Regions from separate parts of the Mus musculus genome. Here all the other regions are linked to region 4. A link is a loop called in an ENCODE intact Hi-C map of the cell type or tissue named here. Cell type or tissue: heart. All regions are shown on one strand. Each heading gives the region's core, and the rest is flanking DNA. Links, peaks and the distances in the headings are about the cores only. Region 1 overlaps Macf1 (microtubule-actin crosslinking factor 1). Region 2 has its middle 13 kb from the start of Gm22154. Region 3 overlaps Macf1 (microtubule-actin crosslinking factor 1). Region 4 holds the start of Gm12925 (predicted gene 12925). Region 5 overlaps Macf1 (microtubule-actin crosslinking factor 1).

What was found. Hi-C counts contacts between places; a loop is a spot of excess contacts. Peaks named below come from ENCODE experiments on the same cell type or tissue, not always from the same donor. Only the 100,000 strongest peaks of a DNase experiment are listed, where the experiment ranks them.
Region 1: a loop joins it to region 4, with 6 times the contacts of the local background. A loop is called at or near these places in 17 of 42 quality-filtered maps.
Region 2: a loop joins it to region 4, with 7 times the contacts of the local background. A loop is called at or near these places in 7 of 42 quality-filtered maps.
Region 3: a loop joins it to region 4, with 5 times the contacts of the local background. A loop is called at or near these places in 20 of 42 quality-filtered maps.
Region 5: a loop joins it to region 4, with 5 times the contacts of the local background. A loop is called at or near these places in 9 of 42 quality-filtered maps.

The regions. Positions count from the first base shown.
Region 1 is chr4:123,585,065-123,591,211 of GRCm38, reverse strand. The region is part of intron 1 of Macf1 (microtubule-actin crosslinking factor 1); the gene reads left to right. Among named protein-coding and RNA genes, the nearest start is that of Mir6398, 28 kb to the left of the region's middle. In heart, for the core only: CTCF peaks have their summits at 2,025 and 2,734 (motif pointing left); a DNase peak (open chromatin) is centred at 2,161; H3K27ac peaks cover 874 bases.
Region 2 is chr4:123,303,214-123,309,360 of GRCm38, reverse strand. No RefSeq gene overlaps it. Among named protein-coding and RNA genes, the nearest start is that of Gm22154, 13 kb to the right of the region's middle. In heart, for the core only: a CTCF peak has its summit at 3,480 (motif pointing left); a DNase peak (open chromatin) is centred at 870; H3K27ac peaks cover 204 bases.
Region 3 is chr4:123,532,307-123,538,453 of GRCm38, reverse strand. It overlaps Macf1 (microtubule-actin crosslinking factor 1), which reads left to right. Exons shown (of 98, transcript NM_001199136.1): 5 at 2,160-2,252. Among named protein-coding and RNA genes, the nearest start is that of Gm31156, 17 kb to the left of the region's middle. In heart, for the core only: CTCF peaks have their summits at 648 (motif pointing left) and 2,976 (motif pointing left); a DNase peak (open chromatin) is centred at 2,983.
Region 4 is chr4:123,664,042-123,670,188 of GRCm38, reverse strand. The region is part of intron 1 of Macf1 (microtubule-actin crosslinking factor 1); the gene reads left to right. It overlaps Gm12925 (predicted gene 12925), which reads right to left and starts at 4,308. Exons shown (of 4, transcript NR_136925.1): 1 at 3,882-4,308; 2 at 2,442-2,575; 3 at 1,474-1,565. In heart, for the core only: a CTCF peak has its summit at 3,467; DNase peaks (open chromatin) are centred at 2,468 and 5,368; H3K4me3 peaks cover 1,744 bases; H3K27ac peaks cover 2,641 bases.
Region 5 is chr4:123,603,771-123,609,917 of GRCm38, reverse strand. All of the region lies in intron 1 of Macf1 (microtubule-actin crosslinking factor 1), which reads left to right. Among named protein-coding and RNA genes, the nearest start is that of Mir6398, 9.6 kb to the left of the region's middle. In heart, for the core only: a CTCF peak has its summit at 2,566 (motif pointing left); no DNase peak of the experiment used is centred there.

The sequences.
Region 1 (6,147 bases), core at 725-5,724, 79 kb after region 4:
CAGCTTCTGTCTCCTGAGTTCTGGAAGTGTGTATGCCACCACTACCCAGCTGAAATTGTTTTAAAAGTGAAAAACACTTCATATAATGTGAAAGTATTTGCAAATCATGTTTTTAGTAATGTGCCTATAATTAACACATATGAAGAAAACTTGTAATTCAACAGAAAGAAGATAATTCAATAAAAAACAGGCAGAGGATTGAGTAGCTGTTCTCCAAAGCAAATATACAAATAGCAAGTACAAAGTAAGCATATGAAAATTGTAAACATTACCAGGCCTTAAAGAAATGCAGATTAAGCCATGGTGAGATACACCAACTTCATATTCAGATTGCTATAGCAAGATTGTAAGCCTGGGTTTTTGTTTGTTTTTTTGTTTGTTTGTTTTGTTTTTAAAAGAGATTTATTTATTTGTTTGTATGTGTGTGCATGAGTAAGAGGTGTTTGTGGGGGCCAGCAAATAGATTTGAAAATAAGATGTCAGCTCCTGCTGGACCTGCAATTACCGTAGCTGTGAGCCACCTGATGTTATGAACCAAACTGGGGTCCTCTGGCAGGCAGAGCGGTGATTGCTCTTATCTCTCCAGCCCCGGGTTTACTTACCTTTATTTTCTGTGTATGTGCTTTGCCTGCATGTATGTATGTGCACCATGGGCATGCCTGGTACCCGAGGAAGCCAGAGAGGGACTTGGATCCCTTTGAACTGAAGTTACAGATGGCGTGAGCTGCTATGTGAACACTGGGAATCCAAACTCAGACCGTTGTGCCCAGAGCGTGGATCTTAAACCTGGGATCCTAGTATTTGGAAGTCAGAGGCAGGAAACTCATTGGAAATTTCAGATCAGACAGGGTTACAGAGACCATGTCTACAAAAACAAAACAAAAAAGTGCACATGGGAATAGGTAGAGAAACTGGAACCCTTATTTTGTTGATGGGAATATGAAATATTGCATCTGCTTTAGGAACTTAGCAGTTCTAAAAATATATCCAGGAGAATTGAAAACATACTTTCACAGAAAGGCTTTATAAAGATGTTAATGGCTCAACATGTGTAACAGTGTATACAACCGAATATCCACCAGCTGATGAGTAGATTAAACAAAATGTAGCCATACACTAGAATATATCTTGTTGAACAAAATGCCGATCAGTAGAAGCATGGGCCTACCTTGAGAAGTACATGAGTTTGATTCCATTTATACAGAATAGGCAAACCCCCAGAGACAGTACCTAGGTTCCTGGCTGCTAGAAGCCAGAGGGTCGGGGGGACTGAAAGTGACTGCTGATAAGATGTATGGTTTCTTTTTAGGGATAATGAAATGTCCTACAATTAGATGGTTGCACGATTTTGTGAATATACTAAAATCCTCTGAATTGTAGACTATAAAAATGGTGACTGGTACAGTGTGTTAATTCTCAAAGAAGTTACTGTTAAAAATATTAGAGTAGAGCTGTCATTGCATGGCTCAGCTGGTTCAAGTACCTGCTGCCAAGCCTGATGACTGGAGTTTGATCCCTGGAACCCACACAGTGGAGGGAAAGAACATCTGACCTCCACGTCCATCCCCCCACCACACAAGGAATAAATAAATACATGTAAATTAAGTAAAATTAAAAAAAAAAAACCACCCTGAGGGTGATTTGTACGTCTGAATAGCATTCTGTCAGTTTTTACCTTGCACACTAGGCTACCCTGAATCCTGTAGCTGGAGTGTGGCTATCTTGAGCCCTGGGCAGCGCTGCTACCCGAAACAGGTTTGTAACCATTTACTAAGAGTTACAAGTAAGTTGGTTACAAGTAAGGTGGCATTTTGTAAGCTAAACACTCTGGGGCTGACGTTTTCCTCCCTCCAAGTAACAATGCCCTATTCAACTTCTTACTTCATTCTTTCAACATTTTGTCCCACTGTCGGAGCCAGCTTGGATACTGGTTCCCAGCCACATTCCTAGCTCCAGCAAGAACCACCTCATCCATGAGCTTTCTCTGAAGCATTCTTTCCTGGGTGGTGTGTAAATAAGGTCTGGAAGGGCCTCTGGGTGGCGCCTTCTCCCAGAACACCACTCCAAAAGAATGGCATGCCACAGGCTCCAGCCTGTGTTGGCAGGAAAAGGTGACTCATTTTCATCAAAGGAATTTCAAAGAAAATATAATGACAGGATGATGTCAGAGGAACAGGTGGAGACAGGAACTGTGATTGAGTGTTGAATAGAATGGTTGCCTGGGCAGTGAGAATGATTGACTGGCATAGATCACAGGAAACATCATCACCTGTTTTTTAGTTACCTTCTCAGAAATTCTCGTGTGGGCAGTGTTGTTCATGAGCCCTCAGAGCATGTGGTCGAGTCTGTGCTTGCCTTGGGTGTATCTACCATTGGCCCACAACATCCTGGGCCAGTCATGGACTTTGTTAACTAATGTGCTGTGATCTCATGTGGTTTCTTTCACTCCACACGGCATCCTTCTCTGGCTAGTCAGGTCTGTTTCTGGTAATTGAGTCTCACAGACTTTTTGCTGCTGACCTAGAGGTGCGGCATTTTCTTTAACATAAATACAGGGATTTGCCATGACATCAAAAGCCAGGAGTGCTACCTTATTGCCCAAAGAATTCTGGTTCCCTCCACTGGTTTGAAAAGTTTGATCTTTGGGTTCCCTAACCTAAGTCTTCCCACCCCCACCTTTTTTTTTTTTTGAGTAGAGCGCCCTCCAGTGGTTAACACTGATAAAGCTATTAAAAAGTATGAGTTTTGATACTTTTCATATTGTCAAAGCACTAAAGTTGGTTAAGTACTCAGACTCTTACTTCTATTAGGATTATAAGAGTATGTTCCTAGTCCCCACTATGTTTATATGATTGTACAGTTAGAGGTTAAATCAGTTTACATGACAAGAAAGAACTATTTATTATCTTGTTTGAATTCCAGGCCTCTTAAGGAAGGTCTTGAGGCGATGCTCAGCAGTATTAACTGCTGTTATTTGTTCATCAGAAGGTGCATAGACATAGAGACTTAGGCTGCATGGACTATTCCCAAACTAGAAGATATTACTTCTCCTGAAGATATATCATAAGCAAGACAAAATGTCGAAAAATGCAATTTGAAAGCAAGAGGAGAAAATGTTGCTTGTTTCCTGATAATGTCTTCACACCTGGTGTCTCCTGGCTGGTCAGTCATGAGCTCTACTTTTAGACAGAACTAGTGAGTGCGCTGTGAGTTGAAAACTGGTCACTGGAGTTGAAGGAAGTGAGTCAGGAGAGTGCATCAGGTAGCTGACAGAGAAGGTGCTGACTTCCTGGCCTAGCAATGGTCTCCTCCTTGCCCCCAGCACTTCTCCCTCCTCTCTGTGTGAAAGAACAGATGGTTAACAGAGCTTTAACCTGCAGCGCCAAAGGTCTCAGGGAGAAGTGCTCCCTAGGGTATGTTTAGTTTGGCAGCTCCCAAAGGTAATTGTTGTGATGAAGTTTACGAAGTTATCATTTGACTAACCAGGTCAGATGCATCTGAGCAGAAGTAGTTTGGAACCTCACATGTTCTTGTACCTGGCATCCTTCCCCCTAAAGGACTTTAATGCAGAGGTGGAACATTGACTGGTAATGGAAAACATACTGAGACCCCAGATAATAAAAAGAAAAACCTTAAAAAGTATTTGCTTGGGCTGAAGAGATGGCTCAGCGGTTAAGAGCACTGACTGCTCTTCTGAAGGTCCTGAGTTCAATTCCCAGCAACCACATGGTGGCTCACAACCATCTGTAATGGGAGCTGACGCCCTCTTCTGGTGTGTCTGAAGACAGTGACAGTGTACTTACATAATCAATCAATCAATCTTTGGGCTAGAGCTAAAAGAAAAAGTGTGTGAAGACAGCAACAGTGTATTTACATATAATAAATAAATCTTAAAAAAAAGTATTTGTTCATCTATTCCCTAGTTTTATCACTTTTGTTGATATTCTTCATTTCTGTAGGCTAGCTGGGATTTCTGTATTCCTATAGTCACTTTTCTGACATTTCCAGAAATGTAGATGACCAAAATTCAGAAGAAGTGAATACTCTGTTTCTCCTAGCACCCCATTCAGAAGCTTTATTCTAAAATACTTGTACATTCTTTCCTTTCCACTCTCTTTCTCAATTAGCTTCTCCATTTAGAATGTCAGCTCTTGTTTCAGATTCTTAAAAATCCTCCAGACAATTCCAGGCCTGGCCTCACATGTACAGCTTCTTCTGACTTCTCCAGCAGGCAGTAGCTGTTGATTGAATTTCCTTTTTTAGAAATTGAAAAAAAAATATTTTTTCACTTTATTATATGTGTATATGTGTATACTTGAGAATGCCTGTGTGTATGTGCCAACAGACGTCAGAAGAGAGCATCAGATACCCTGAAATTGAAGTTACAGGCAATTGTCAACCACTATATGGGAGCTAGGAACCACACTCTGGTCTTTTGCAAGAGCATTAAGTTCTCTTAACCTATGAGCCATTCTTTCAGCCCTTGACTGAGTTTACAAAAACCCTTCCAGGGGCTGGCAAGATGGCACTGACTGCTCTTCTGAAGGTTCTGAGTTCAAATCCTAGCAACCACATGGTGCATCACAACCACCCATAATGAGATATGATGCCCCCTTCTGGTGTGTCTGAAGACAGCTACAGTGTATTTATGTATAATAATAAATACATCTTTGGGCTGGAGCAAGTCAGGGACTGAGTGAGCGAAGCTGACCAGAGCGAGCAGGGCGGACGGAGGGAGCAGAGGTCCTAAGTTCAACTCCCAACAGCCACATGAGTCTATACAATCATCTATACAGCTACAGTGTACTCATATACATAAAATAAATAAATAACATTTAAAAACCCTTCCAGAGTTCTTGTAGTCTTGCCATCTTCAGGCTAGAACTCATATTGCTTTGTGTTAAAATAACTTTATATACATGTTATCTCCACTATAGGACTGGCTTTATTTACTTTTTTAAAATTAGATATTTTTCTTTATTTACATTTCAAATGTTATCTTCAGAAAATCCCCTATCCTCTCCTCCCTCTCCATGCTCCCCAACCCATCCACTCCTGCTTCCTGGCCCAGGCATTCCCCTATACTGGGACATGAAACCTTCACAGGACCAAGGGCCTCTTCTCCCATTGATGACCGACTAGGGACTGGCTTTATAAGTGTCTTTTTTATTACCAGTAATAGTTAACATAGTACCTAGGAAGTAAATGTTTCATGGAACTGAAAAGCTTTTGAGCTAGAAAAGAATTTTAGATATCTAAATGAACTCATCCTATAATCCAGTAATCAGAAGTAATTCACAATGTGGTTGAACATCCTGAGCAAGCTAGGTGTAGAGCCAGAGCTGTAACCCATCCCATCTGATGTGTGTTTAATTAGATGTTGTGATTATTCCAAGACTAGCCAGATGTCACTTTATGTTTCATTCTTACTGAAATTCTTTTGCATATTTTGGCTTTAGTACTTAGATATACTATAATAAGAATCCCCACTCTCACCCTACAACTGGGAGCTTGATTATTTTGGGTTTTGTATGTTTAAAAAAAAAAAGGCTAGATAATTGTATTATTGCAAGACACACAAGCACCTAAGACTGGAGGATTGTATCTGAGAAGAAGTGCGAGCATGTGCTAAAAGGGCTAGATTTCAGGAAAACAAAACTCTGAGATGTATAACATTTGAAGTGATTAATTTGTATATAATAGTAAAGTGTGACTTTATTGAATCCTAGTTAAAAGTTTTTGTCTGCTCATTAGAGACTGCACTATAGATGCCTGTGAGCCACCATGTGGGTGCTGGGAATTGAACTCAGGACCTCTGAAAGAGCAGCTGGTGCTCGTCACCAAGGAGCCATCTCTCCAGCCCCCAGGAAGTGTTTTTGAAGTAAACTGTCTGACAAAGATTAGCCACAAATGTTCTCACTTGCTTGACAGCTCTTTGAGATTGTTTGAGTAAACCCCATGATTTAATATTTTAGGGAGTTAGAATCCCAGCTATATCAGTTGGAAGAAAATTGAGCTTCAACTACTGTCTAAATCGGCGATGTTGAATGGCAAGGTGCTAGGTGCTCACTGATCAATAAAGGGAGACGCTTTTCTTTTTCTTAACTCTCCTGTAGGCATTGAGGGTGGCAGGTAGACAAGGTTTCC
Region 2 (6,147 bases), core at 613-5,612, 360 kb after region 4:
TTTCGGCTTCCTCTCCACAAGGCGGGCTCCTCAGTGGGCCCCAGGTGCCCTGGCCCCATTGGGCATGGTCTCAAGGTTGGCTACAAGCCCAGGAACTCTGAGGCCAGCTCCCACCTCCACCCTCACCCCCCAAGCATCTGGGACAAGTAGAGTTACAGTAGAACTCTGCAGACGACATCTGGTGACAACGCAAGGCAGATGCCTCACTCCTTAGGCTCAGGAGGCTTCACAATATAAGGATCACAGAGAGGCCAAGTGGCAAAACTTTGGAGAAGTCACTGAAGGACCCCTGTCCTCAGTCTGACTTCCCCAGGGTAATCAGGGAGACCCTGAGACAAGGTCCATTGTCATTCTTTTTTACAGGGCTGTATGACCCTTTTTCCTGGGGGCCTTTGGTCTAGCCTGCTTTACCTGGCCACATGTCACCCTGGAGTCAGCCATGGCAGGGGCCTCTGTTCTCATCCTCTCTCTTGACCCTCACAGGAGCCCACAGTAGCTGGACTCACAGCTGCCCGTCCTGACCACTGTAACTGACCAGCCACAAGAGAGACATTGTTTTAAGCATCCAGGTTGAGCCAGGCGGTGGTGGCATACTCCTTTAATCCCAGCACTCAAGAGGCAGAGGCAAGAAGATGTCTGCTGAGTTTGAGGTTAGCTACACAGTGAGTTCCAGAACAGCCAAGGTTACACAGTGAAACCCTGTCTCAAAAAAAGACAAAAACCAAAAGCCCTGCCAGGGCAGGAGCAGCAGGGTACTCTCCTCGCCTCCAGGTTTATCCCAAGCCTGACCCCAAATGAGAACACATCCTGAGAGCAGTAGCCCCACCCACAGGTTCTAGATTTCAAAACGGACACTGCAGCAGGTGGGGGCAGGGTTTCCTGGCTCAGCCTCTACACACTTGAAATTCCATGAGGGGCATGGTTGGCCAAAATCAGGGAGTGAGGCCAGCCTACCTAGACTATTTCCAGACAGGACTTGGGGCAGGGTAGCATGGGAACCAAATCGGCTTGTGTGTGTTTCTCCAGTTCCAAGATTTGTTCATCTTTTCAAAAACAAATCTCATTACCTAAGATACCACCACCATTTCTAATGACCTCCAAAATTCAACCTCAAGGCAAAAGAAGGGCCCTGGAGACCCTGTGGTGAAGAATTCTGGTGCGGGTCCGTGGGTGAAGGAAGAGAGGACTCACTGTGAGCCTGACTATAGTCACCCATGAGACACAGCACCAGTGTGTGAGAGCAGAAACTGGCCCGCCAGTCTGGTAGCCTGCTTGGTAGCAGGAGAACAGAGGTGCCCCTGCCCACTTTTGATTTCTTGCACTGAGCACTTGGTTGTCTCCCTAAGGTCTCAGCAGCAGGAGGGACAGGACTGTCCCAGCTGCCACCGCTGGGACCTAGCTAGAGGTCACTACAAAAACCAAAGTTTATTTATCAAAAACAAAAAACAGAAACTGTCCAGGAGCCCTAGATGGCCTAAAACAGGTTGTGGCAGCCCATGTCTGGGAGAGCCAGTGGCTAGGCACAGCTGCTCATGGTAAGGAGGAGACACCTGTGCTGTCTCCCAGGCCCCTGTCACACCTAAGAAAGTGTCCAGAGCAAGACAGGCCAGGCAGCATTTCAGAGAAACTGTTTTTGAACAAGCTGAAGGGTTCAGGCTATTTTTTTTTTTTTTTTCGAGACAGGGTTTCTCTGTGTAGCCCTGGCTGTCCTGGAACTCACTTTGTAGGCCAGGCTGGCCTCGAACTCAGAAATCTGCCTGCCTCTGCCTCCCAAGTGCTGGGATTAAAGGTGTGCGTCACAACTCCCGGGTTGGGTTCAGACCATATGAGCTTGCTTTACACTGGTACGGTAAAGCTACCTCCTCCTCCTCCTGAATTCTCAGGGTCAAAAGCAGAGGTGAACAGAGAGAGCACAGCCTCCTCCACTGTCCTCCCTCCAGGCAGCGACGACCATCTGCTTCTGCTTCTTATTCTTGCCGCTCTGGGCCTTTGCAGGTAGAGCAGTGAGGTCAGGGGTGACAGAGAAGGAACACAGGAAAAGCTGACTCAGGGACTCTCCCCTCCCACCTGGAACCTGACTACAGAATGCCTTCTCCAGAGCCTGCACAAGGATTCCAGCTAGGGCAGGGGCAGGCGGCGGGCGTCCTCCATCTGCTACAAGACTTCAGACTGTTCCAAACACCTGCGCCCACCATCAAGCCGGCCTGCTTTTCCCAAGCCGGGAAGAACTGGAAGCCACGGGTGCCTGGGCCAAGTTGGCCTTCGAGGGGCTTGGGGGAAACGAACATGGGCTCCCTGCACTCTGCTCCCAGCCCTTGAAGTGTGTCAGTGCAAACTGTCTACAGCAGCTGAAGGTTGGCTCAGCCTCTGGGGTGCATTAGCCTCATAGATGTGGTAGCTGGTCCTTCCTCACGGGTGAACCAGGTTAATGAGGGTTCTTTTGATCTTTTAACACTGGCTTCTCTTCTCATTTATTTAGCAAAATACTAGCTGTGTGGTAATGAGAACTCCTGTCGAGGTCCCACCCCTGGGGGAACTCATAACCTAGTGGGAACGAGTGGCCCCAGTGATGATTGTAGAGAGCCTGCGGTTTTCTCACCGCAAGCATGAGGACTGGAGTTTGAGTGCCCAGCACCCATGCCTGTAGCCTCAGCACTGGGGGACGGGGAGATGGGCAGCTCCAAGAGATTGCTGCCCAGGCAGCCTGGCTGAAACGTTGAGCTTCCAGTTCAGTGAGAGACGCCGCCCAAGACACCAGCCGTCCTTCTCTGGCTCAGGAAGCTGGGGGCGGGGGGGGGGGGGTCAGACTATGAGACCATTCTCAGCTACATAGTGAGTTTGAAACCAGCCTGTGCTACATAAGACTGTCTCAACAACCAAAAGAAAGTGAATTTAAGATGTGGAAGTCTGGCCAGATGGCCCAGAGGATAAAAACACTTGCTGAACAAGCCTGGCGACCTGAGTACTATGCTGGCACCCATATAAAGGTGACAGGAAAGAACCAACTCCAGAGTTGTGCTCTGACCTCCACATAGGCATCATGACACATCACACACACACACACACACACACACACACACACACTTGTATGCAATTCTGCTCTAATTGGAGACAGAAAGAGTACCTTGGAGGATTGTGTGGTAAGGGTGGGAGGGTGGAGAGCCAGCTGGGCCCAGATGAATGCCAAGAAAGAGCCCCAGGACCCTGGGCAGCATGCTGGCTGGCTAGGAGGTAGTGTCTACTAAACAGGAAGTGGGAAGGAAGTATGGAGGAGGACTGGGGTGGCTTTGATCTGAGACGTCTAAAGGGCCTGTGTAGGAGCCACTGAACACCACAGGCAGACAGACAGCTGGACAAGTGCAGGAAAGCATAGCGCCATCAGATGGAAGACTCACTGAGAGACAAGTTCAACATAGAAGTGGGACAACGTAGAAGTTATGGGACAGGACAGAGGCTCTCAGCAGAGTAGTACTGCCATCTAGAGGCTACTTGGAAAACTGCAAGTATATCATAATCTGGCCTAACTACAAAGCTTGACCTTGCCTTAAAAACCAGTCAACCAGCCAGTGGATTTCTGAGTTCGAGGCCAGTCTGGTCTACAGAGTGAGTTCCAGGACAGCCAGGGCTACACAGAGAAACCCTGTCTCGAAAACCAAAACAAACAAACAAATAAATAAATAAACCAGTCAACCAAAAAACAAAACCAGGAATGGAGGCAGATAATTATAGCCCCAGAAATTAGGAGATAGAGGTGGGATAATCAGGAGTTCAAGGTTATTCTCTGTTTCAGAGTGAGTTTCCAACCAGCCTGGGCTATATAAAATCATGTCTCAAACAAACAAACAAACAAACAAACAAAAACAATAGCTAGGGGGCGATACCCTTAATCTCAGCACTTTGCAGACAGATCTCTGTGAGTTCAAGGCCATCCTAGTCTACATCCAGAGATACACAGTAGGTCTTAAAAAATGATAACAAAATTTAATTACAAGCTGGTGGTAGCTCACAACTTTAATCTCAGCACTTGAGAGGCAGAGGCAGACAGATCTCTGAGTTTGAGGCCAGCCTGATCTACAGAGTGAATTCTAGGATAGTCAGGCTACACAGAGAAACCCTATCTCAAAACAACCAAATCAAAAAAAAAAGTTTTATTGGGCTGGAGAGATGACTCAGCAGTTAAGAGCACTGGCTGCTCTTCTGGAGGTCCAGAGTTCAGTTCCCAGCAACCACTATGATGTACTCATACACATAAAATAAATAAAATATTAAAAAAAAACTTTTAAAAATCCTGTTTTTAATGTAATAAAACTTTTTTTAAAAAAAGATTTATCTACTTATTTATGTATGTGATTACACTGTTGCTGTCTTCAGACACACCAGAAGAGGGCATTGGATCCCCATTACAGATGGTTGTGAGCCACCATGTAGTTGCTGGGAATTGAACTCAGGACCTCTGGAAGAGCAGACAGTGCTCTTAACCACTGAGCCATCTCTCCAGTCCCTAAAAACAAGTCTTTACACAGCAAAAGTACATTATAAACAAAGTAAAATAAAAACTACAGCCTGATAAACCAAGAGAAATATCTGTATGCCTCAGATATCACACAATATTTAATACACAAAGACACACAGGATCTAGGATTAAACATTTAGCTCCGTTGGTGGTGCATCTGTGTATACAGCATGCCTGGTGGCTTTAGTGCCCAGCTCCAACATGGGCACTAAACTGTTAAGCTGGAAAGGGGCTGGAGAGATGGGTCAGCAGGTAAGAGCATATAACGTTCTTGCTGAGGATTGAGTTTGATTCTCAGTACCCATATCAGATGGCTCAGAACCACCTGTAACCCCAGTGGTGCTGGGATTGGATACCACTGGCCTGTGGAGGCATCTGCACTCACTTGCTTACACACACAAACACACACACACACACACACACACAGTATCAAATAAAATAAAAAGTTTTAAATGCTTTAAAGATGGTGGTGGCACACTGCCGTAGGTAGGGTTTTATTACTGTGAAGAGACACCATGACCAAGGCAGCTCATAAAAAGGAAAACAATTCTTTGGGACTGGCTTATAGATCCATTATCATCATGGCTGGAAGCATGGCAGCATGCAGGCAGATGTGGTGCTGGAGGAGACACTGGACTCTACACTGGGCAGAGCTTGAGCATAGGAGACTGCAAAGCCCTCCCCCACAGTGACACACTTCCTCCAAGGCCATACCTACTCTAACAAGGCCATGGCTCCTAATAGTGCCACTCCCCATGGGCATTCAAATACATGAGTCTTTGGGGGTCAAACCTGTTCAAACCACCACATATACCTAAAATACTTGAGAGGCTGGGGCAGGAGGATTCCTGCTAGTTTGGGACCAATTAATCTACACAGTGAGTACCAAAAGCAGAGTAAAGTTATAGCATGTAACCCCAGCTCCAGAGGCGCGGACGCCCTCTTCTGGCCTCCTCGGCACCCACACTCACTAACATGTATACACACAGCACAGATAACTAAAAATAAATCTTTTTGTTTGAGATAGGGTCTATGTATCCCTGGCTGACTTGGAACTCACTATGTAGACCAAACTGGTCTCAAAATGAGATCCACCTGCCTCTTCCTCTAGATGCTGGGATTAAAAGCATGGACCACTATAGCCTGTGTCTTTGCAGTAATTTGATCCAGTAATTCTAATTCTAGGAATTTACCCTGAAGACTGCTGTAGGATGTGTTATGACCTCCCTCTGATTTATTATCAAATCAGCTGCAAGAGTCAATCACCTTCAATCTGGAGCGGACTTGGAAGATCATTTCAAGGCCACCCTCATGAAGATTAACTCTCTCTCTCTCTCTCTCTCTCTCACACACACACACACACACACACACACACACACACACACCATTTGTATGCAATTCTGCCCTAATTGCATGTGGCTTGTGGACTCAGGGTCTCAGGAGTTGGGGAGCTTGGGAAAAGTGGTTATCAGAGGGGAGGGGGACACTCCACCTCTATGGCTGTGGGGAAACCATCCATTCTTGTTATGTTCTCTCTTGCAGCTGTCTGAGGCCACCTCATGTCAGTAATGCATCACCTATGCCCTGTAAGGAAGCCTGATAAACTCACTGGGTGACAGCTAGAATCCTATGTC
Region 3 (6,147 bases), core at 425-5,424, 130 kb after region 4:
TTATGAGAATGTATGTTGAGTTAGGAAAACCTGAAAGGGGTCTAGCCAGACAAGTTAAAATAAGAATTGGTTAGCTAGAAGTGCAAGTAGGAAGAGAGAAGAGGATCAATTACTATAATAGAAACTAAGTGTGGGCAAATGATAACCATAATAGACTCACAAGGGCAGGGATCATTAGAACAGGGCTGTGAACTCAACAGGTTCTGCCCTCATAGCAGCTCCAGGTCAGTGAGTGACTGAGTACTGGCGACTACGGAATCGGAATGTCCAGACTAGGAGGAAGGACAGGCTCTCTTACCTCCACACCACCCCAGGGACTAGAACCTAGATACAGAGAAGGGAAGAACGTTCCCAGCTGAGTTTTGGTGTAAACTCTGAATGGAGGTCACAGGGGCCCTTTACAGGTAGTTCAATGGAAGGGACCTCTTCTAGCTTGTTACAAGTAACAGAAACTGCCAGAGAATGACAGAAAAGACCAATGGGCTGAATTAAATGGCTTGTTCAGCACACCACTCCATTTTAAAAGTCTACAGCTTAATTAAGAATCTTCAGTTTTAGACCTGAGAGAGGGCTCAGTGGTTAAGAGTACTTGTTGCTCTTTCCTCTATAACTCCCATTTTCTAGAGGATGTGATGCCCCCTTCTGGCCTCCATGGACACCGGACATACATGATGTAGGTGAAACACTCAGAATGAATGAATGAATGAATGAATGAATGAATGAATGAACAAACGAACAAACAAATGGCACAGACCTTTAATCCCAGCACTCTCACACTTGGAAGAGCCAGGATCTTGGTTCAAGGCCAGCCTGGTCTGTATATTGACCAGGATAGCTAGGGCTACACAGAGAGACCCTGTCTCAAAGAACCAGCAAAACAAAACTTTCAGTTTCATGCAAAATAGGACAGCTGGTCATCGAAGAGGAGGGGGCATCTATGGGTCTGTGCGTAGTTTGTTTTTGGACTGGGGTTTTTTTTTTTTTTTTCCCAAGACAAGGTTTCTCTGTGTAGCCCTGGCTGTCCTGGAACTCACTTTGTAGACAGGCTGGCCTCGAACTCAGAAATCCGCCTGCCTCTGCCTCCCGAGTGCTGGGATTAAAGGTGTGTGCCACCATGCCCAGCTTGGACTGGGATTTTACACTGTGGTCTTGTAATGGGCCTTAGGAGTAAAGCTGACATGGGTTATATCAAGAAGAGAGATTTTTAAAAAGATTTATTTATTTTATTATATGTAAGTACACTGTAACTTCTTCAGATGCACCAGAAGAGGGCATCAGATCTCATTACAGGTAGTTGTGAGCCACCATGTGGTGCTGGGATTTGAACTCAGGACCTTTGGAAAAGCAGTCAGTGCTCTTAACCACTGAGCCATCTCTCCAGCCCCAAAAGAAAGATCTTTGACAGGGAAAGGGAAATGGAGAGAGCAGCAGGGAGCAGTGATGAAGAGGGGCATCTCTTTTAACCCCCAAAGACTAGAACAAGCCAGGGTTCTGACTAATGAAGCAACTTCCAATACCATATGCTCACAAGATTTCTTTGCTGGTAAAAGTGCAAAATAGTTCATCTATCCTGAAAAATAATCTGACAGTTTGTATGATTGATATATATTCACTCCTAGGAATTTACCATAGAGAAATGAAAACATATGTCCATACAATAATCTCAACAAGAATGTTGGAGCTTTACTCAGAAATGCCCCAAAGTGGAAATAATCCATAAACCCTTCAGTGGATGAGTGGGCAAGATCAGGGCAGGACATCTGTGCAGTGATATTCATTGATAATGAAAAGGAACAAGCCATTCATATAATTTAGCAGCTTGGATGGGAGTCTCAAGAACTTTATGCTCAGTAGAGAGGGAAAAGCAGTCTCGGACCAAAGGTCACATGCCATTTATATGACATTCTAGAAAAAGCGAAATGAGGTGGTAGTTGTCGGGACCTCAGAATGAGGCAGGTCCAGCTGTTTGAATATAGGCATCATGGGGCCTTGTTTGGAATAATGAAAGTTATTTTATGTGTAACTGTAAATGTATTAGAATTCATAGACTCTTAAGCCAAAAATTAATATAACTGTATTTTAGTAGTGAAAATAAGTAAAAAAATCAGCCCAGGAAAGAAACTTCTTGGGCTCTGAGACGGCCTTGCTTTCCTTTTCAGGTGAAGCTAGTGAATATCCGCAATGATGACATCACAGATGGCAATCCCAAGCTAACGCTGGGCCTGATCTGGACCATTATCTTGCACTTCCAGGTACAGTCTGGGGTTCTTTGCTCCATTTGTGCATGTCCTATCAGCCTGTGCTGCTTTCTCCAGGCAGAACCTGAGTTACTTCTCTGTGTTTGGCCGGTATCAACAGTGGGTTGGAGTTGGAAAGAAGTGAGGTGTGTCTGGAGATAAAGTATTGTATCCTAAATCTCCATTGCATTATGAAAATGCAGGGAGATTTTCTCCTGGGGGTTTGGTCTTGTTCCTGGAAGTCTGGAATTAGAAGTCTGCTTCTTTAGTGAAGTCATCATGAGAGGCAGGGAGATGTTGGGCTGGATCTGTTAGGATGAACGAACTGTCTAGCCCAATCTGGTAAGACTCTTCTCATCTGGTCTTTAAGCACTGCCATGTCCCCTTGAGTTGTTGTTTGTCTGTGTGCCGGGAGGGAGCACAGCCTGCAGCAGCTTTCTAAGCTGGTGGGATCCTGAAATGTTGACATGCTCTTGAGGCCTTCCTGGTACTGTTTTTTTCTTTTTCTTAATTGGCACAAATTCTTTTAAAGTCTGGACTGCTGTTAGAAAAGAACAACTCTCTTTTAGTAAAAAGAATGTTCTTTTTAAGTTAGTTTTAGTCCAGCCTAACAAAGCTGTTTCTCAGACTATCCAGTTGCTGCATAGAGGATGACTGAGGGGAGCATCCTTCAGCTGGTGTGAAAAAAAGCACTGGGGTGAGGCCTGTGTGACATCCTAGTTGGAGAGATTGCACCACCTTCTGGTTGAAGGCAGAGCAGCAGGTATCTTGGAATCCTTAGACCCTGAGAAAATTCTCAGATCATAGGCTTGTTTCGTAGAACTTTGGTTTAGAGCCAGTGCTGGCATTCTGCAGCATGAGTAAGGTTTGGAATGTGTGGAATTAGCATGTATTTTTGTAGAACTACAGTATGTCTTCAGGCAAAGTTTGAATACAAGAATAGCTGGAACCTGAGCTAAGTGACTATACCCTTCAGAGTAGGAGCAAAAATTTTGTTGACTTTTTTTTTTTTTTTTTTGGTTTTTGAGACAGGGTTTCTCTGTGTAGTCTTGGCTGTTTCTGCCTCCCAAGTGCTGGGATTGAAGGTGTGCGCCACCACTGCTCGTCTTGTTGAGCCTTTATACAGGGCTATAGTTACCTCCTGAAACCCTTATGAACAGAGATGGTTTTGAGGGTATGGAGAGGTTGTTGCTGTTCTGTTTTGACATAAAGTGTTCTCACTGTGAGCACCTAGTAGCATCCTCACAAGCATGAGGTAATAATACCTGCTATGTCTCTTTTTAGCTTGACTGTAACTAAATCTTCTTTAAAGGAGGGAAACTTAGAAGCCAAAGAGTAAAAACCGTGCCTCTCAGTTGAAGATGTGGCAATAGAGGAGACTAATGGAATGGTAGCTTTCCTGATCAGCCCACTGGAAAGCATTCTTTTCTCCCTGTTTCCAGATGCTCTGTGCTGAGGGTGTGACTGTCTGGCAGATTGCTTGGCATGCAGGCAGGAGGCGCCATACCTAAGACTACAAACATACCTTCTTTAATTGTAAAATTGTATTTATTTTATGTATATGGGTGTTTTGTTTGTATATATGTCTGTGCATGCCCACCCAGAAGAGGGTGTTGGGTTCCCTGGGACCAGAGTTACAGATGGTTGTGAGGCCTGGTGTGGGTGCTGGGAATTGAACCTGGATCTACAAGTGCAGTCAGCCCTCTTAACAGATGAGCAATCTTTTCAGCTTTACAAACAATTTTTTTTAATTAAAATGCACGCTTATGGAAGTAGAAAAAATGTAGTAAAGAATTACCACACATCTAACATCTAGTTTAAGAATTAACCCATAATAATCATAATTTCATTTATAACATATTCACTCCTCAAACCTCAGCTCAGATCTTGTATAATTTTTCTGTAAATATTTTGGTGTGTATCTCTGAAAGATTGGGTCCTTTTATTTAAGAAAGGCACAATAAGTTCATGTTGTAAATTTTAATACTTCATAAAATCATCACATGTCTGATCAATGCTATGATGTATCTAGTGAACTCGCTTGTTAAAAATAAGTTTCATTTGGCTTAGAATCCAAAATAGGTCTACATATGTATTGCATCAAGTCTGACTTTCCCCTGTACAATTTGTTAAAGAATTGAGGATGTTTATTAAGATGTTGATAGCATCCCTTGGGGCTCTTCTAACAACGTCCTGTATTCCTGTTGCCTGTAAATTGCTAGCATAACTTGGGGATCTGAACTTGAGGTCCAGTGACATCAGCTTGAGAACATTCTCACTCACACTCCCCTCTTTCTCTCTCTTTGTCCACTTCCCTCTTTCCCCATCCCCCCTCTTTTTTTTTCTCTCTCTCCCCTTTTTCCTTCTCTACTGAGACAGAGTCTCTCTTTGTAGCTCTGGATGTTTGTCCTGGAACTCTTTATACAGACCAAGCTGGCCTTGATCTCCCAGAGGTCTCCCCGCTTCTTACTCCTGAGTGCCAGGATTAAAGGAGTCTCCACTATGCCTGGCAATAGTAATTTAATTATTCCCCTCTACACACATATACATGTATGTATATGCTGTATGTAATATACATACAAAAAACCACCAGTGTCCCTGCAAGCATGTACCCCAGCACTGGGCTTCCTCGATTTAACATGATGTTCAGCTTCAGCTGTGTTGCAGCATGAATCAGCTTTACTGCTATTTAGTGTATCGTTAGAGGGCAAGCTGTAGGTGCTATCTGTTTTCTTCATAAGTAGATGGGCATTTGGGTTCCCCCCACTTTGGGTGTGGGACTATGATAAATAATGATGTGTCTTAATTTTTTCACTTCTACTTTTAAAAGTGAATGTATGTGCATTCACACTCAGGCTGCAGTGTGTATGGAGGTCGGACTACTTTCAGGAGACCATTCTCTCCTTCTAGCCTATGGGCTCCGGGTCTTCTGGCCTAGCAGCACTCACCTTTAACCACTGAGTTGCCTCACACTGTGGAGATAATGCTCCCCCCCCCCTTAAAGATTTATTTATTTATTATATGTAAGTACACTGTAGCTGTCTTCAGACACACCAGAAGAGGGTGTCAGATCTCATTATGGATGGTTGTGAGCCACCATGTGGGTGCTGAGATTTGAACTCAGGGCCGTCGGAAGAGCAGTCAGTGCTCAAAACCACTGAGCCATCTCTCCAGCCCACATCTCTCTTTAAAAAACAAAACAACCTTTATTGACTTTTTATACAGTATATTTTGATTGTATTATTTTTTCCTCCCCCAGCTTCTCCAAGATTCCCCTTACTTCTCCCTCCATGAAACTTCGTGTCCTTTTCTCTCAGTTTCTCTCAGAACAAACAAATAAAACAAATGAAAAAGACAAAACAAAACCTCACATACACATAACAAACAAGGATTCCATTTGTGTTGGCCAACTGCTCCTGAGCGTGGAACCTGCCCTGCAGTGTGGGTGATGTACATGCCCAGAAAGCTGATGTGTTTTCCCTCTCTAGCAGGTATAGTTGCAGACAGCTTCTTGGTTAAGGGTGGAACTTTGTGCTTGCTTCCCCTTCTCCATGCTAGTGATGTGTCTGGCTTGAGCTTTGAAGATTGATTTTTCTTGTCTATATACTCATTAGATGTTCTCATCAAGCTTACAGCATGCAGGAACACATTGTAATATAGTGTTACTATATAAAACTATGTAGCTGTATCCATAGACATACGCAGAGTAGAGCTGTTAGACCTTAGGAGATCAGCAAAGTGGCCATTCTAGCCATCTTGGCACTTGGTGGTGATGAAGTAGAACACTGATGTTTGTGTACATGTACATGATAGATAGTGGTTTTAATCTCAAGAAGTATTTTGTTAAAATAGAGGTTGACTTCAGATGAAAACTTTACTAGTACTGATGAGAATGGTAGTACCAATATCT
Region 4 (6,147 bases), core at 784-5,783:
CTGAGTAAATACTGTCTGCTTGTTTGTTTGCTTGCTTGGTTTGTTTTGTTTTGTGAGATGGCGTCTAACTATGTAACTCTGGCTGTCTTGGAACTATGTAGACCAGGCTGGCACACTGAGAGTGCCTCAGGAGTGCTGGTATTAAAGGCATGTACCATGACACCCAGCTCCTGAACTAACAAGGTTCTCCATGTAACAGCCTTGGCTGTCCTGGAACTCGATTTGTATACCAGGCTGGTTTCAAACTTACGGAGACCCACGTGCCTCTGGATTACACGCTGGGCTTACAGGCCTGCTTGACTCCCACTCAGCTAAAAGGTGGGGTTGTTAAAAAGAGCTGCCTGGGCCAGTTAAAACCGGCTTCATGCGCTGCCAGGAGTTTCCCTCTAGGCTTTCAGGAGTTGGAGATGCAGGGAGTGGATTTTTTAGGCAAAGGATTAGAGTTTGGTTCTGGGGAAAATGCTGCCCACAAAGTATGAGGCCATGAGAAATAAATATACTATTTGTGTGAGTGTGTGTGTCTGCTTGAGCTGGGACTGAATGAAGCTCTCTGCATGCTAAGGACGTACTCTACCACTGAGCTACAACCCAGCCCAAAGTTTTTAAATACTGTAGCCTAGTCAAAAGCCACAGACAGCTCAGTATTTTAAGATCGTCTGTCTCATTCACTCATTTATTTTGTAGTCGATCAAAATTTTAAACATTCAAGAGTGTCCTAAATATACAGTGTTGTTTGCCATATGCTGAGGACCTCAGGCACCCTCACATACAAAAGCCCCAGGGCTTACCGAGCTAATGCTATAGGAAGGCTGAAAGACAAGCTGGTCAGAGCTAGAGAGATGGATCAGTGGCTAAGAGCACTGGCTGCTTTTGCAGAGGACCCAATTCAATTCCCAGCATGCACGTGGTGTCTCACAATCATCTGCATTGCCAGTTTCAGGGGATTCAAAGCTCTCTTCGGATTTCTGTAGGCACTATTTTGTACACATACATCCATGCAGACAAAACATTCCTGCATATAAAATTAAAACAAAAAAAACTACTTAAAAAAAAAAAAAAGGCAAGCTGGCAGTGCATGCCTGTAACTGAGGCTGAGGCAAAAGGACCTCAGGGTCAAGAGCAGCTTTTGGAAACTTTCAAAGGAAGAAGTGAGAAAGACCCTGCCTCAAAGAAACAAGAATAAGGGTTGATGAAGAGAACCAGTGCTCACACCTTGTCACCTCCTCTCCGTGCCTATGCCTTGGCATTCATACACATCAAAATGCATGAAAAAGAAATAAAAATGTAATATGGAAGAAAGAAAAGAGGCAGTGTGGTGGCACAGGCTTGTAGTCTCAGGCACCCAGGAGGCTCGTAAATGAATTATCCTTAAGCAGAGAGGCTAACAGGGGAATTGCAAGTTCAAAGCTGGCCTGGGCAATTTAGAGAGATACTGTCCCACAATAAAAGGCGGCTGGGTATGGTGTTGAATACCTTTAATACCAGTATCCAGGAGTCAGAGGCAGGTGATCTCTGTTAGTTCCAGGCCAGCCTGGTCTACATTGAGAGTTCCAGGGAAGCCACTGCTGCAAAACAAACAAACAAACACATTTTAAAAAAGAAAAAAAAAAAAGCCGGGTGTGGTGGCGCACGCCTTTAATCCCAGCACTCGGGAGGCAGAGGCAGGTGGATCTCTGAGTTGGAGGCCAGCCTGGTCTACAAAGTGAGTTCCAGGACAGCCAGAGCTATACAGAGAAACCCTGTCTCGAAAAACCAAACCAAACCAAACCAAACCAAAACCAAAACCAAAAACAAAAACAAAAACAAAAAAATGAAAAAAGAAGGGGATACAGAGATGGCTTAGCGATTAAGAGCACTGACTACTCTTCCAGAGGTCCTGAGTTCAATTCCCAGCAACCACATGGTGTCTTACAACCATCTGTAATGGGGTCTGATGCCCTCTTCTGGTGTGTCAGAAGACAGCTACAGTGTACTCATATACATTAAACAAACAAACAAATAAATACATAAACCACCACAAAACAAAAGACAGGAGAGAGGCTCCCAGCACACAAGAGGGGCTCCCGGCAACTGCCTGTAATTCTATCTCCAGGGAATCCGGCACCCTCTTATAGCCTCTGCAGGCACACACACACACACACACACACACACACACACACACACACACACACACCCTTAAACGTATATAAAAGAGGGCTGCAGATAGTGCTCAGTTACAGAGTGCTTACTGCTGAACACAGTGACTTGAGGAAGGCTTTAGAATTTCCGAGAGTAGAAGTGAGTCGTGCTAAAGGAGAGAAACAATGGAGGGCACAGTCTTGGAGGAAACCAGGTAGGAAGGCTCTGAGATAAGAGAGTATATTTGAGGATTGAAAGATGTGTTGAGGCTTTTGGGGGAAGGGCAATTGACAAGATGAAGATTCTTTCCTTGCATTACCCACCTCTGCCACTAGGTGTCCTCCCAAGTCCATCCTGCTGTCTGATTCTTCCAAGGCAAACTCCTTAGAAATTCAACAGCAGGCCCAGGAGAGCCTCAGAGCTTCTGGATTGTATGGTTTGGCAATCAACTTAGATTCTTGCTTGAAAGAAGTAAAACAAAAACAAAAATTGCACTTTGTTAGCCTTTCTTCCTTCCCTCCAAGAAGCTCTGTTCCCTCTAGCCTAGTAAAATGTTCTCTGTATAAAACAGGAGCATCAGCCAAACATGTGGACTTCCCCTTTGCCATTCATTAGAAGAAAGCTTCACTCCAAACTCCCGGGAGAGTATTTAAATGCAAATTTCATCAAGAAAGCAACTTGGGTTGGAGAGAGGCACTCTAGCCACTGTGCAAACCAAGTCTCTTCCTAATTACTAGGTTTCTTTTCTTTTCTTCCTTTGGAGGCTGGGTGTCACCATATATAAATATAGTTTAGGCTGCCCTCAAATTTACAATTCTCTTGCCTCAGCCTTCCGAACGCCTGGTTACGGGTTTGGTCGTGGCTTTCCTGTGTTCTCTTTCTTTTTGCTGAGGGTAAAAGCACAGGGTCTCACTATGTAGCCTTATCACAAGGTTACATAGTGACAAGGTTGGCCTCTAATTCACTGTGATGTCCCCACCTTTGCCTCTTTAGTGCGAGGATCAAAGGCACGCACCACAATGCTTGGCTTTTTACTGTGTTTCTTAATAGGAATCTCAGCCTTTTGCTTTATCTTTCCTTCCTTCCCAGTTTTCCACAGAACCTGTTTAGCACAGTAAACTATTCCATACTCTGTCATTTCCCAAGCTTTGGCAAGTATCAGTCATAGTTCTTGAGGAACCTGCTCACAAACTGGTGCATGTAGCCCAGGAGGGGATAGGGGTACTTTTCTATTTGCTGCAATGAACTGAGGGCGGAGGTAGGTGTTTGTAAAGGGTAAGGGTGGAGGCCTGTGGATGTGTATTTGCACCCAGGCCTCCTTAGCCCTACTGGTACAAAACAGTATAGGAAATGCAGTGACTCAGCACTTACAGTCAAGAGCTCCAGAATTAGCAATTCTCTATTATTATCTGCTGTTTTGAAAAAAGAAAAAAAAGTGCTTGCTATGAAGTACCACACCAACTCCTTCTTCTCTGCTAAATGCCTTTTACTCTTTAAGAAAAAAATACTGCTAAGACTTATTTCCTTTGTGTTTCTAGACTGAGCTCATTAGTATCTGACCTCAATCAGTGAACTATTATATATGTGTGTGTGTGTGTGTGTGGATAGATAGATAGACAGTGTGTGTATGCACAGAGTAAAACTGGAAGAAATTTGAGCATTTGCCCCAAGGATTTTCCATGTCCTTTCAGGCCTTCTCTGTACAGAGCTTGGGAAGCTGAGCAAAAATTGATGGGAAGAGATATGATTAATTATTTGCTCACCTGCTTTGTGATGTGGAAAGCGATGATTGCATCTATTAGTGAAAAGCATCATTTCACGTAATTAATGTACTGAGCAATGACTGACCAAATACTTGACATTACTCAAACGGTACAAAGCTATAATTCTTGCTCTAGGGTAAGAGGCTCCTACTGCTTAAGAATGAGAGCTGAGATGGAATTCCAAGTGTCGATTTTGGTTGCTCAATGCCACCTGCTCATGTGCCTTTACTGTGATATTTACTAGTTATTACCACAACCACTTCCCTGTTCCCTGGAAAAGTCAACTACGGTTGGATGGGCCAAAAGTGGGCTAAAAGTATCATTTTGTTTGAAACAGTCTCATTGCGAGGCCCAGACAGACCTAGAACTTGTAGCAAATCTCCTGCTCTCCCTCCTGAGGGCTAGGATTACAGGTGTGAGCTACCATCTTGGAATTCCTCATTCATTACTTTTGGTTCCAGTCAACCCATGACTGTTGGGATTGGATGATATACAACTCAATAGAGAACCCGATGGATGACGCTGGGGACAAAATGGTCCTCAATACATCCCTGCTCGTATTTACGTTTCCTTTCTTCTTTCTCTAGGGCTGAGAATAATTGGCTACTGGCTTCCCCCGCGTTGCCCTAACCAGTTTTGCTCCAGAATCCTTCCTTTGTTCCCTGCCAGTCCTGGTGCAGCCTCAGGTTCCCACATTTCTCCCTTTTGATCTAAGTCGCCGTGTGGAGAGGGCTGTCACACTTTAGTAATCCTATTGGGTCTCCCCCCTTGGATTTACGCCCTCCCCCCATGTGCGGTCAGAATCGTGTTTTCATCGCTCTCTCAGTTGTCATTTCTCAGGCTCTGCTCCTTGGCCTGGTTTACTTTATGGTGATGGCTCTGTCGCCCTCGCTTCCACTTCAGTTTCGTCTGTTTCTGGACAACTCTTTGTTCCCGGGCTTCTTTGTGGTCGTACCGTTCCCTTCGGCCTCCCGTATCAGTCCCGGCTGGGGCTCGCCCTTGTCTTGGTTCTGGAGCCGTGTGGCCTTGGCTGTGAGGCATCACGGTCTTTTGCTCTCCGCCTGCCTTCAAGGTTTTCTCTAAGTCCTTCTCCCACGGCCGCTGCGGCCCGCCGGGCCCGGGGCTCCCTCCTTTGTCCCGGCTGCCCGCGGAGGTCAGCGCTGAGGGCGGCTGCGGCCCAGCCCGGGTCGGCCCGGGGGTCTCCCGGCCGCTGCGGCCCGCCGGGCCTCCTGTTCGGACGTGCAGGGGGCCTCCTGGCGGCGGGCCTCAGGCGACGGCCCGCCTTCCTCGGCGTCCCCGCTCGGGCCTGCGGCCCGCCCGGGCGGTGGTCGGTCGGTGGCCCGCCCGGCCCAGCAGGGGCTGCAGCCCCGGGGCTGAGGACGCGCCCGGCGGCGGAGGCGGCGGGCTGAGGGGCGGGGAACCGGCCCGGCCCGGCGCTCCTGACAGGAGGCGCCGCCGCCGCCGTCGCGCCGGGGCGGGCTGAGGGAGGAGCGGAGCCGAGGGGTGGGGAGGCGGAAACGCGAGCCGGGACCGGCGGAGCGCGAGCGGGCCGGGTGCGAGCGGACTGAGGGAGCCGAGCGCGACTGCCGGGCCGGGCGAGACGGACGCAGATCTGAGAGCGAGAGAGCCAAGGCGCCACCGCCGCCGAACCGCACAAAGGCCGAGACTGGGGCCGCCGCCGCCGCTTCAGCGCGCGGGCCTGGAGCCGGCGCCCCCCGGGGCCCGGGCAGAGCGCGGCGCGGGCAGCCATGGCCGGCTACGTGCCGGGTCAGCAGCCGGCCAACCGCAGCCAGGAGAAGGAGTTCGTGCAGGCGTACGAGGATGTGCTGGAGCGCTACAAAGGTGAGGCTGCGGCCGGGCCGGCGCTGGCCGGAGCCGGAGGCCCGGGGCTCGGCCGGCTGCAGGTGGGGAGGCGGGCGGGCGGGGGGCGCGTCCACCCGTGCGGGGCTGGGCCGGGAGCCGCGGCCGCCTCTCCCGGGCTGGCTTCTGTGGAGTTGAGATAAGCGTCGGGAGCCCCGCTGCCCGGCCGGCGCTGGGCGCTCTCCTATCTCCGGTCACACTGTTTGCTCTATTATCTGGCCGGATCCGAAGGAGGAGAGACGTGGAGCTGGCTCCGGAGACCGCCTGCTATGGGACTCTGCAGGAGGAGGAGTTGGGCTCGAGGGAGACGCTCTCATTCGGTTTCCCGGGGCGAGCTTCCCTGCGGTGGCTCTCCGGGGGTCGCCCGCCCGCCCGCTTTTGTCTCCCTGCCTCTTCGGAGGAGTCG
Region 5 (6,147 bases), core at 474-5,473, 60 kb after region 4:
AACTATCTGCAGATGGCAAAACCACACCTCTTCCTGAGCACAAGACAAATAATAGTTAGCTGCGGGGGACAGTCTAAAGCACCCCCATACCCCACACCTGGGATTTAAATGAAAACCTATTCTCATAATATTTCTGTGTTTCTTAAAGAAATCATAATTCTCACTACAGATTTCTTTGAATTACAGATTTTTTGTTTGTTTGTTTTTTTGTTTTTGAGACAGGGTTTCTCTGTATAGCCCTGGCTGTCCTGGAACTCACTTTGTAGACCAGGCTGGCCTCAGAAATCCCCCTGCCTCTGCCTCCCGAGTGCTGGGATTAAAGGCGTGCACCACCACGCCCTGCGAAGTACAGAATTCTTGTGCCTACTTGGGTCCAGAATGAACTAGAGCAGATCATATCATGGCTTACATGCTCTAACCTGCCACTTAACCATGTTTGGCTCTAGGTTTTGTTGATCTCAGCATGAAATCATTAGGATGCTTGATGTTAGATGGCTGTAGCAGTGGTAAGCACTCAGTAAAAGTCAGGTTGCTGATTAAGCTTTCATCTGAGTGCTTTATGTAAATTAATTTATCCTAGGCAGGTTGGTGGCACACACAGAGGCACACAGATCTCTTGTGAGTTCGAAGCCATCCTAGTCTACAGAGCAAGTTCTAGGACAGTCAAGGCTACACAGAGTATCCTATATGTGACTTAGCTGACCTCAGGACAGTGATCATTAAATCTACTAAAATGATAACAGTTGGTCTGGGAGTATGCCAGCCAAAAAGATGGCTGTTATTATTGTGTTGTTGACCACATGAAGTAGGCAAGAGTGGCTACTGCTGAACAAGTGCGTGCATAAAATGTGGGCACCTTTCTCACCAAGAGAATAGTAGTATGAGGCTTTGAAGGGGAGGCAGTAAAACTTTTCTTTCCATATTACCTCTCTTGAACTCTTGTTTCTAATCCCTTATTTATTGGTATTTGCTTAACATCACACACACACACATACAAACACACACACACACACACACACTGCCCATGTGTGTGGTGTAACAGTCTTTATAGCATAAAATATATCATATAAAGCAATTTCGCTGCCAGATAGAGTAAGTAGGATGCAAAACACTGCCATCGTCAAACTGCCTTGGGTTGAGCTGACCTACCATGTCCCTTGAGTATGGAATACAATTGCCTCTCTTTATATCATCGCTATCTTTGTGTATTCCTGAAGGGCTGAGCAAAGAAGTAGTTGACTCCCTCTTCTTTCAGTTGCTGGCTTTTGCTTTTCTGGACAGAATTAATCCCATCTTGTGGGTAACTGTAGAAAGGAGCCGTATGGGGAGTAGAGACACTATAGGTGGTTTTTTTTAAAGTTCCAGCCCCCTTTTTCCTATGCCTTCGGTGGGTGGGTGGGGGTGCTTTTCCAAGCACTGGAGTGAAATATATTTCATTGATGCTACTGTTTAAAGGACTTTATTTCTCAAGTCTGCCACAGTTGATGAACTGAGGCAGTTTCTGCGAAGAAAAACTCTACTCTCATAGGTATAAGTTGAATTGTTGGCTCAAGTACTGTTTATTAGCTCAGTCCAGGCCTGTGCCTTGTTTGTAATTGGGGATTAAGAAAGAATCGGAGAGGTAGTTGAGATGGAGTGATGAGAAAATGTTCTCTAGACCTTGCTAAGCACATTGGGACTGTGGGTGAGGGATGAGGCTTGTTTGCAGTGTGTCCCAGCACAGTGCTTGCTGCACTTCCATTCTTGTTTGATTTGAGACAAGGTCTCACCATACACACCACCACACCTGACCCCTTTCTCCCCACCCTTGCCATTCCCACATTACAACCTTCTTAGAACTCCTTAGTCATTTAGTAGTCTTAAGTAATTTAGGTCAAAAACAGTATCCTTGTATGACCCGGCTGTGCACACATTTAATTCCAACACCTGTGAGGCAAAGGCAGGTGAATCTCTATAAGTTTAAGGCTATCTTGGTCTAAATAGAGGGTACCAGGTGTACATAGTGAGACCTTGCCTTAAACAAAACAAAACAAAAATGGTATTAACTCAAGACAGAATAAAATACAATTTCAGAGTAAGAAAATACATGGCAGTTGAACACATTGGAAATATGGCCCTGCTCATCTCTAACAAGAGGCCTCAGGTATATTTCAATAGCAGCAAGACTGTTGACTGTGGGATGAATGTGCTGGGGATGTAGTGTAGTATAGAAGGCTTGCCTGGTATGAGCCCCTGCATTCAAACATAGCACTGGGGTTTAAAAAAACAGCGACTACTGAGAAGTCACAGACTTTTCTCAGGGTTAGTCCTTTAGTATAAGTTGTCAAGTGACCTTTCTTACTAATTTACAACTTTATTTTGCATATCCACTTAGCTTGTCAATCAAGAACATTTGAGCAATCAAGACAAGCCTTAGCACTACTACATGCACTGAAATTCCCCCTTCTTTAGGGGAGCAGTGGTTAAGAGTATTTGCTGCTCTAGCAGGACCTGTGTTCGGTCCCAGCATGCACATGCTCACTTTCAACTGTCTTTAACTACAGTTCCTGGGGAACTGGTGCCCTCTTCTGGCCTCCTCAGACATTTGCACACAATATACATACTTACATGCAGGTAAAACATAGACCTAAAATAAAACTTAAGAATAAAAACTTTTAAAAATTTAAAAATAAAAAGTAATGTTAGTATTAATTCTTGAAAAGACAAAGAAAGACCATTGTTAATAAAAAACTTAAGAACAAACTTAGATTGTGATGATAGATACACTACACTGGGGAGAAAATCTCCAAGATTCTACACCTTCAGTTACTATCTTTATATGTTGTCATGTTTCCATCTAGTCTTTTACTCTATGCACATATATGCATAGGATGCTGTGTTTTTGTATAGGTTTTGTTATAATTATATTATAATGTTATAATATAACATTTTTATGTTTTTTTAAAAGATGTATTTATTATTATAAATAAGTACACTGTAGCTGTCTTCAGACACACCAGAAAAAGAACTCAGAACCTTTGGAAGAGCAGTCAATGCTCTTACCTGCTGAACCATCTCGCCAGCCCATGCTTTTATTTTCTACAGCACACTCCAACCCCCCTCAGGACCCCCCCCCCCCAGATTCACTATGATGTTCCAGCTGTTTTGGAACTCAATATTGTAGACCAAGCTGGCCTTGAATTCACAGAGATCTGTTTACCTCTACCTTCCAAGTGCTGGAATTAAATAAAGGCATATGCCACCACATATATCTGGCCATACACTATCATTTTTAATATTAAATGGCAAGGTGATTTTCATTTAACATTTCTCAGTTGTGGGAACAAACATAATATATATCAAAACAAATATATCTTTTATCCTATAACAGGGCAATGACCATCCTTACAAATGATTTTTTAATGTTTCTTTTTTTCATTCTTTTGGACAGATTTGTGGAATGGAGTTATTGGGCTTTAATACATCTATACAAAGCTCTGGATGCTGGCTTTTAGTTTTATCTTACCTCTACAAGCTATTGAGAGGTTAAGAACAGGATACCTACCTGTAACACTGAGTTCCCTTCTGATGAGATTCCAGTCTCTTGCCCTTTAGGAAAGTGTCTTGTCTTCAGGCTTAGGGGCCAGCTGGCTCAGATGTTTTATTATCCAGTTAATTTCAGAGTGGGCCAAGGGCCAAGTTTCTCAAGTCGTCAGCATCTCCCACATGTCATCATATCACTGTGCTATTTTACCCTGACGTTTGCTCTCAGCAGCTCCTAGCATTTATCAAGCTTCAGTGATCTTTCTAATTCATTTGTCTCGGACTGGGGAATGATCCACTGATGTTGAATAGGAAACCGCAGTACCAAGAACGACCTAGGTAGTGCTGTATGGAGATACCCACTAGGACCTAGAGTGCTACCAAGTTGAGATTTTCTTTGTATGCCCACAGAACATACACCCAGCAAAGCTGGAAAGATTGGCCAGCTTGGCTGATATAATAGGTGGACAAATGACTGTGTCAACCATGGTTTTTGATAGGTGATCTATATTATAGGTCAAGTACAAATCAACTTCAGTTTCTTATGACCAGTCTTTATTGTAAAATTAGACACTAGATGAATTTATAGACATTCTTGGTGGTTTTGCCTTAGAGATGACCTCCTGCAGCAGATAATATGATTGTGGGGAGGGGTGGAGGCTGATGACAAACTAGGTTTTTAGCTCTTGGGAATTAGCATGAGGTCTGTCTGAAAGAAAATATAGACATATATGTGTGGGACTCTATGTGATCTGGCAACAAGAACCTCCACAGCAACCAGGGTAGTGGAAGATGGCTTGAGTCACTGACAGGATTGCATCCATCCAGTGAGAACTGTCTGTCCCTCCCATTCCCAGAGCCCTTAAGCAAACCTGTCACAATGGCTTGATTCTTTCCACTGCAGGGACTCTGGAGTCTGCGTGCTTCTGGGGTGAGGCTTGTCAACACCTTTTACTGTACTAGGCACCTACAAGACCCTGTACTTGTTTGAATGGCTGGAAGTTTTATAGTGCTAAGGTTTACTCTGTCCTTAATTACATATTTTTTAGGTTTATTGCATGATCACAGACATGGTTGGTGTTGATTTGAATTATGTGGGTTAGATTCTTGTTTTTTTGTTACAACTGGAGATGGTTGTAACATTGTATCAAAGAATTAGAGTTTCCTTTCCTTTCTTTCTTTTTCTTTTTTTTCTTTTTTATTTTTCTTTTTAGTTTTTCAAGACAGTTTCTCTGAATAGCCCTGGCTGGCCTGGAACTCTGCAGACTAGGCTATCCTTGAAGTTGCAGAGATCCACCTGCCTCTGCTTGTGCTGCTACACTGGGTCTTGAAAGTTACGATTCCGGTTTTCAGTGTTTTGACACAGTACTATGGGTTGTTCTATGCAGAAACTCCAACCTAGTAATCCTAATTGTTTGTTAGTAAGTCATCGCAACCCCTCTGGGGATGACTATTCTGAACGAACCAATACCAGCTGTTAAACAGCACCTTTTGTTTGGTATAGAATGACAGGACCCTTGTAGATTTCTCTAGCCTCATGTTCCCCAACCTTGCCATCCCCAACCCCAAGACAGAGTTTCTCTGTGTAGCCCTGACTGTCCTGGAACAAGGTAGCTAGTTTGCACCTAATTTTAGTGTGTTCAGACTGAAGAGAGGTGAGAGAAGCAGCAGCGGGCAGGCGTATGAAACCCTTCTAGAAGTTTGCTTTTTAGGAGCTGTAGCTGTAGCTTGGTTTTAGGGTACTTGCTTAGCATATGTGACGCTCTGGATTTGATCCCCAGCACCATGTAAACTGAGTGTGATGACACACCCCTCTAATCTCAGCACCTTGAAGTGGGGGCAGAAGAACCAGAAGTTCAAAGTCAAACTCATGTATATAGCAAATCTGATGCTAGTTTAAGGCTATACAATATAAGACCTTGGCTCAAAACCAACCAACAGCACAGCAAAAAACCCAACCAAATGAACAAAAACCCACTAGCAAAGATTTTATGTTGAACTGCAGCTGGAAGTGGAGAGCCACTTAACTGGCAGTTCAATTTGAATATGACTCTTGGGTTGTGCCATGCTTCCTGAGGGTCAGGTGACTGGATACCAGCAGCCCAACATGGCTTTCAGTGATAAATGGGATTGGGGTAGGGGTGTCCCTTTACCTCCAGGTAAAACATCTTTTCAAGAAATTCTGACTTAAAGAGGGTTTGTTGTTGTTGGTTTGTTTGTTTTGTTTGTTTAAATATGGGGTCTCACTATGTAGCTCTGGCTGCCCTAGAGTCCATTATGAAAAGACCTTGAACTCATAGAGATCTGCTTGTCTTACTCTGCAGATCTGGCTTGGAACTCACTGAGGTTCAGATTGGCCTCAAATTCACAGAGTTTGCCTAAGTCTGCCTGTCTCTATCGTCATTGCTGGCACTAAAACTGTACACCCCCTGCCCTGCTGGACTTCATATGTGTTGACATTGAGCAGTAGTAGTTATATCCCTGTTTTTAAATTATTCTCTTCCTTTAACACTAATGAGGGCATTCTTGGTTTCCCTTTACCTAAACTAATTTGTTGTGCTTTTCTTTCTTAAAAAGAAAGATATATTTATTATTGTACTCACATGTGTATCTGTGTCCCATGTG